Linked DNA regions of Homo sapiens: region 2 is linked to region 1. The links are chromatin contacts, found by Hi-C or POLR2A ChIA-PET in ENCODE. All regions are on one chromosome and are shown on one strand. The core of a region is the stretch at or near the end of the contact, and the rest is flanking DNA. Distances in the headings are between cores, read along the strand shown.

Region 1 (3,521 bases), core at 208-2,707:
GGAGATTTCACTTTCTATTAAAGTATATTTTAAAAATAATTATGGCACATATTACTGTACCATTGAGTTTTATAATGTATTTAACAAAAGAAATCTGAGATTTGAAAATGATACTAAATAAAAGTGAAACCTGTATTCTTCTTCTTTTTTCTTTGTCTTTCCTAAGATGGAGTCTTGCTCTGTCGCCCAGGCTGGAGTGCAGTGGCGCGATCTTGGCTCACTACAACCTCCACCTCCTGGGTTCAAGCGATTCTCCTGCCTCAGCCTCCCGAGTAGCTGGGACTACAGGTGCCCACGAGCACACCCAGCTAATTTTTAAAAGGGTTCTAACTTATTTGCTGCTGTGACTGAGTCTCATGGAATGTCTTCATTGGATAAACTTCAATTGGCATTTGGTTTTTTAAATCATCCATCCTACTGAGTTTCACAGGTAACTCAAGACTCCATGTTCATATAAAAATGGAGAGTTCTACCCAAATAAGCCCATCTCTAGGTGCTAGTGTCCAGGACAACTGCTGTATTCCTGGAACTGCAGACTGTGGGGGCCCAGAGGGGCTCTGGGATCATCCCTTAATCTCCGAGTTGAGCAAACAGGCCTGGGAGAGGCGACCTGATTTGCCCAATTCCCAAAGCCTGTCAAGGGCAGGGCAGGGCCTTGCACCCAGGGTTCTTGTTACAACATCCACTTCAAACAGCACCCAAAACAGATTTTAGTATTCAGTTCCCAAAGGATGCCGGTAAGCCAGACAGTAGGTGATACCTCATACTGGAAGGCGGCAGGTGTGTGGGAAAGGTGTAACTTGAGCAAGTTGAGCCCTAGCTAAATACAACCAAAAACGGTGTTTGTGTCACAGCTTCTGAATGCCTCTGTGAGAACTAGATTATGGAGGAACTAAAGCAGGCCTCGGGTTTCAGCCCTGATGCTTCACACCGGCCTTCTTGACACTCCAAGATCTGGGCACAACGCGCATTGTGTGCGATGCCTCGCTGCTCTTTATTATTCTGACTTTGTGGCACAGACCCTCATCTGTTTCAGCTCCTCCGATGTCCATTCCTATGACTAGTATTCGGAAACAGTGACAGCAACACTAGGTCCCTTAGGATTCAGTGGCATCAGATTGCAATTAATCTATAAAGTAGCAGTTCCTCTCCTGAGCATCTTCTCACAGCAAATCTGCCAATGCCACCAAAAGCTTTCCTTGTTCTACCACTATGTTACATGCCAGAAGAAAGCAGGTGCTTCAGGTAAAGGCCGGAATACCATGAATAAGAACAGGGCAGGTACAGTGCCTCTGGGAGTGTAGCATTAGGTCAGAAAGTTCCTCTCCCCTCCTCTGCAATGACTCAGGCTGAGCCAGAAATATTAATATGAGGAAGCTTTGCCAGCATCCAGCCGCTCAAGCCCCACCCACCCTTAAGGCTCTCAAACCTCATTGGCGGCTGTGGCCACAGTGTCATTTGATGATCAGGTTGCCATGACAGCCTAGTGTAGCCAGTTTCCAATGAAACCTGCCTACACTTGGCAGTTACACACACAATAAGCAAAATTCTCTGTGCTTCCGAGAAGACAGCCCCTCAGGATTTGAAAGCTTGAATGCCGCTGAGGGCACCTCCCACTCCAGAGTAATGGCTTTCTTCTCCAACTGAAGATTAACTGTAAGACAAAGATAAAGGGAAAAACTGGAACAGTTCCTAGAATAAAAGCTTGCAGGAACCTGACTCACTAGCAGACATATTTAAACAGGGGAAGTGAGAGCAAAACAAAGTAGTGCTTCTGGGACACTGAGAAGCCCGAGAACCAAAGTGAACTTTTCTTTTTTTCTTTTAAACAGAGTCTTGCTCTGTCACCCAGGCTGGAGTACAGCGGCACAATCTTGGCTCACTGCAACCTCCGCCTCCTGGATTCAAGCGATTCTCCTGTCTCAGCCTCCTGAGTAGCTGGGAGTACAGGCACGCACCACCACGCCCAGCTAATTTTTGTATTTTTAGTAGAGACGGGGTTTCACCATATTGGCCAGGCTGGTCTCAAACTCCTGACCTCGTGATCTGTCCACCTCAGACTCCCAAAGTGCTGGGATTACAGGCATGAGCCACTGCGCCTGGCCTAAAGTGAACTTTTCAAAAATGTTTCCAGAACATTCTGGAGGTCCTTTTTGTGATTTGGTGAGGCCAGCCCCAATCAGCCAGTGATCACAAACCCCAAACACCTTCAGAGCACTGTTCTGGAAAAGGATGCGGGCTGCATCCATGTTCCTGTTACTCCAGTTCTTGGTCTATCTGCTTTGAGAGTCTATGCTTCTCAGATTTGCTTTCTCTCTGGCTTCAAGCCCAACCAGCTGCCCCATATCCCACTTGGGGCTCCCCCAGTTTGCAGCCAGCTGAACTGTCTCTCTTTTGGGGATCAGCCAGTAAAAGGTGTGGGTCTCTTGATTCTGCAGGCCAGGAACTAAGCTGTTCAGAACAGACAGTCCTATCCTAGGCAGTCCCTGGGGGGAGAGCTGGCAAGGGGGTACTGTATGATGCTGAAAAATAGAGCAGTTAACTGCTAAAGACAAAAATAGGTGATTTTAAAAGGAGCCGGCCATTCGAGGTAGTAATAAGGCAAGCAGGTCTATAGATAAAAGTTCCTCACAAAGCTAGTGCCACAGCCATTCCAATCTTGTCTAAAACAATCAAAAGGTACAAAGTGACACCCTCTCTTTGAATATTAAGCAAAGACATCTCAGGCATAACAGTCTCTGAGAGACCCACTGCTTTGCTCAGAAGGAACCCATCAAAGACGAAGACTTCTCCCCAGTGCCCACATGACTGCAAATGTTATTACATCAAAAGTCCCTAGTAGCAAAGGCAAAATGAGCTTTTATTTCTTAAATGTAGCAATTCATCTTAACATCTCTGTGGTATCTATAATGTGCCAAACGGGCAGAATCTCCTTTTCTTCTCTGATTTTTCTCCTAAGTAAAAAGATTGAAAATAACCAAAGCTCAGGAGGTGAACGAGGTCACTCCTACAGCAGGGAGGAGAAATCTGAGCCAAGTGGCAATTTCCTTTCTAATACTGAGCACTCCATTAGTCTCCTTAAAAACTGCTTTCCTAAGGGGAAAACGAGGCAGCACAGGACAAGGATTTGGGGGTGAAATCTCAGCTCCACCTCTCTTTAGTTGTTTAACCCTGGGCAAATAATGTAACCATTCTGCACCTCAGTTTCTTCATCTACGAAATGGGGATACTACCACTTACCTTGGCTCTTGTGAGGATGGTAACTCACGCTCTGGGCTCAGGAAGGATGAAAGACCCCACAGTTGGCAGACCCGCAGCGGCCGCAGTCATTTCCAGAGGGGCACCAGCCTCTGCGCCTCATGACTCCAGCCTCTCCTCGGACCCAGTCTCATGCCTTCACTCTTCCTCCCAGACCCAAAGGAGAGATGGGTCGGACCCAGGCAAGGGGACTGTGACCTTCAGGATGCCAAGACCACCCCCACAGCTCCAAGCAACTGGGTTCCACGGTCGAGGCACACTCT
Region 2 (3,460 bases), core at 780-3,279, 180 kb before region 1:
GAGTCACTGTGCCGGGTCGAGCGTTGTTTTTAAAAATGGAAGGAATGGAAGCTGGGCATGGTGGCTCATGCCTGTAATCCCAGCACTTTGGGAGGCCGAGGCGGGCAGGTTGCTTTGAGCTCACGAGTTTGAGACCAGCCTGGGCAACATGGCGAAAATTTGTCTCTACTGAAAATACAAAAAAATTAGCCAGGCGTCATGGCACACAACTGTGGTTCCAGCTATTTGGGACGCTGAGGCAAGAGGATGGGTTGGGCCTGGGAGGCAGAGGTTACAGTGAGCCCAGATCGCACCATTGCACTCCAGCCCGGGCGACAGAGTGCGACTGTGTCTCAAAAAAAAAAAAAAAAAAAAAAGAGAAGGAATGAATTAGCATGAATGAGAAAGGCATGATCTGCAGTGAGTTACCGCATGGTCAAAGACAGTGGATACCAACCCACTTGCAGAGAGAAGCTCAATCAGCCCAGTGCTTTTGGCAAACTATGGCTGCCACCCCGTCATCGTCATCTGAGCTCACTGTGAGTTGCCCTTCAGGCCCTGCCTCTGACCCTGCCATCTCTGGAGAGCCCTCTTTGCAAGCCCAAGCCTGGGCTCCCCATCTCAGAACCATGTGCATACTTGTCCTGGAATTATTTTTTTGCCTGTGGCTCCTGGAGGGCAGGGGGCTATCTGGCATACACCTGCATTGCAGCAGTTGCTAAATCAATGAACAAATACCAAGTCTTTCCCGATCTAACTTCTTTTTTGTTTTTGAGACTTGTCTAGCTCTGTTGTCCAGGCTGGAGTGCAGTGGTGCAATCTCGGCTTACTGCAACCTCCACCTTCCGGGTTCAAGCAATTCTCCTGCCTCAGCCTCCTGAGTAGTTGGGATTACAGGCCTGCACCACCACGCTCGGCTGATTTTTTTGTATTTTTAGTAGAGACAGGGTTTCATCATGTTGGGCAGGCTGGTCTTGAACTCCTGACCTCAAATGATCTGCCCGCCTCAGCCTCCCAAAGTGCTGGGATTACAGGTGTGAGCCACTGCACCCGGCCCTCACGATCTACCTTAAGAGTGGTGGTAGTTGTAGTGGCAACTCCATCTGGGGGATGAGAGAAGGAGTAGGCTGCGTTTTGGGGGTGGCTTGCCAGCGAAGAGGAGAGACTATTAGCAACGAAAGGAGTGGCCAGGGTGAACGCCAAGCATTTTCCTGACTGGGGAGCTATGGGTTTGTTTAAAGGCAGGGCTGGGTGAGGGGTGAAAAGAGCGAGGAGGAGAGATGGCTGGTGCTGGACTGGAGTGAAAGGCATCTGAGGAGCCAGGAGACAGGATGGGGAGGGAGAGGAGTTAGCCTAGGACAGGACAGGATAACACTTCTTTGAAGACTGGCGGGCATGAGGAAAGGAAGGGGAGGGATTCGGGAATGACCTGGCGGTTCTCAGTCGACTGGGAGAAGATATGGAAGAGGGCCAAGCGGGGATTGGCTGCTGTTGGGATGGGGAGTGGGGCCGGGAGCGCACAAGGGAAGGTCGAGGATGGGAAAGGGGGTGTGGGGGAAGAAATACTCACAGGGGATCGGAAGGCCCCGCGGCAACTTCGGGTAAGTCTTGGTTCAGTCCTAGAGAGGAATCCGAGGGGAAAGTCTGATTGGACCCACAGCCCGCTGTGAGGACGGGGTACTGTGGGGATGCGGGAGGAGGAGCAGTTGGGAAGTAGGAGCGCCAGGGACTGGATCCATCTGGAAAGGGGGCAGACACGCTCTCAGGATCAGGGTAGAGACCCTCTAGGAAGGGGGCGTTCTGAGACGGGGGTTGTCTGGAGCACTGGATGGGAGTCTTTGGAGGTGATTTCTGGGAAGGGAGAGTCTGGGGCAGGGCTGTGAGGAGTCAGGAAAGAAACTGTGGAGTCCGTTCCTCGCCCACCTCCTGAGCCCTGGGGTCCGAGGCCCCCGGATCAGGGGGTTCAATGGCGCAAGAGGGTCCAGCGCGGGAGTCGGAGAGCGACCTCTCAGGTGCACCGGGCCAGGAACTCTGACCCGGAGTGTGAACTGGCGCACAGAAAGCTGCGCGCGCACCCAAGGAAAGCCGGCCCCGCCCCTCTCCCGAGGTGGGCGGGGACAGCGGTTGCGTGCGCAGCTTTTGTTGTGACGCCACAGGTCCCTCTGGCCACGCCGCTGCATAGCCACGCCCCCTTCCGCTTCATATTTCTCATTGACCAATGGGCTTTGATCTTTGAGGCCACGCCCCCATTCTGCGCTCCAGTATCGCCCTGGTTACGCCTCCTCTGGCTCCGTCGCACAGCTGCGCGGTGGCTGACTGACTTCCGCAGTGGTTGCCGGGATCGCGCTGATGTGGCCCCAACCCCGCCTCCCTCCCCGCCCCGCGATGTCGGAAGAAACCCGACAGAGCAAATTGGCCGCAGCGAAGAAAAAGGTAAAGTGCACCGGGTCGCGGCCCCCCGACCCAGCCCCAGCCCCACTCCGATGGCAGGACCATGGCCAGAGTCTCTGCCACTCCTGAGGCACACCGGGCTGGGCTCCCCACGGCGCGTCCGGGCTCCCTCCACCAAAGTCTTGTCAGCCAGCCCCGCCCCCTCAGCCGCCCAGCCCCCGCCCTCGCCAGTCGCCCCCGGGTGACTTTGGGCTGGTGCTCCCGGGGCTCCCCGCTCCAGACTCGGCCCTCACCTCCTGCCCCCCGAAGTCCGACCTCCCTGGGCTCTTTGGGCTGGCGTCTCCAAGGACCTAGGACCCCAGCAATTCAGCCCCTGCCCTCGCCAGTGACTTTGGGCCCGTGACTCCCGGGGCCCCCCGCTCCAGACTCGACCCTCACCTCCTGCCGCCCCAAACCGGACCTCCCGGGGTTCTTTGGTCTCGGGTCTCCAAGGACCTGGGTCCTGGCCCTGCGGTCCCCTCCCCCATCGCGGAGCGGCGACTTGGACGTCGCGCTGATGTTCCCCCTAGGAGTGGAATGTAGTGACGTCACAATCCCCCTCGGAACCGTAATTAGTTGCGCGAGACCAGTCTTTGATCTTAGGACCCAGTCCCCTAAGTGTTCTCATCCCGCTTCTGGTTCCTCTGGTCACAGCATAAATTTCCAGCTGGAAGGGGATTGGGGACTATGGGACCTAGGAGGGAGAGGTTTCAGGCTGCCTTACACCCTTAACATAGACATTGACAGTGTGAAAAGCCTACACTTCACCCGTGAACTGAAAACATTGGCAGTATCTCTGGGTGGCAATGTGAGAACGGGATTGGTTTGGTTTTCCCCCAGGCTTCTACTCTCCAGAGAGACTTTAACATTTTTTTCTGACTTCTCCACCTCATATTCGAATTCTCCATGGTTCTGGGACCAGAGTGCCCTTCAGTGGTCTCTGGAATGAGATCTGCTTATCTTCTGTGGAACAGGTCTTGGGAAACTGAACTTGACAGCTTGAATCTTCCTCATATCATCTCAACCTGGGGTACTTGGAGTGCCACAGGAT

What was found. Hi-C counts contacts between places; a loop is a spot of excess contacts on that map. ChIA-PET counts read pairs that join two places held with the same protein, here RNA polymerase II (POLR2A). Pooled maps may share reads with other maps.
Region 2: a loop to region 1 is called in a pooled map, with 4 times the contacts of the local background. The contact joins the promoter of SWI5 here to the enhancer-like site in region 1. A Hi-C loop is called at or near these places in 2 of 50 pooled maps. POLR2A ChIA-PET finds 5 or more read pairs at or near these places in 3 of 52 experiments (AG04449, H1 and activated T-cell).

The regions. Positions count from the first base shown.
Region 1 is chr9:128,092,452-128,095,972 of GRCh38, reverse strand. All of the region lies in intron 1 of SLC25A25 (solute carrier family 25 member 25), which reads right to left. Among named protein-coding and RNA genes, the nearest start is that of SLC25A25-AS1, 25 kb to the left of the region's middle. RefSeq lists an enhancer at 3,502-3,521. Within about 2 kb of position 1,457, at least 37 of the 41 ENCODE cell types and tissues checked have a DNase peak (open chromatin) inside an H3K27ac peak, as active enhancers do.
Region 2 is chr9:128,274,845-128,278,304 of GRCh38, reverse strand. It overlaps SWI5 (SWI5 homologous recombination repair protein), which reads right to left and starts at 2,029. Exons shown (of 5, transcript NM_001318089.2): 1 at 1,903-2,029; 2 at 1,550-1,598. The coding sequence starts at 1,964. It overlaps GOLGA2 (golgin A2), which reads left to right and starts at 2,298. Exons shown (of 27, transcript NM_001366244.2): 1 at 2,298-2,412. The coding sequence starts at 2,329. RefSeq lists enhancers at 1,795-1,924, 2,785-2,834 and a silencer at 2,525-2,634.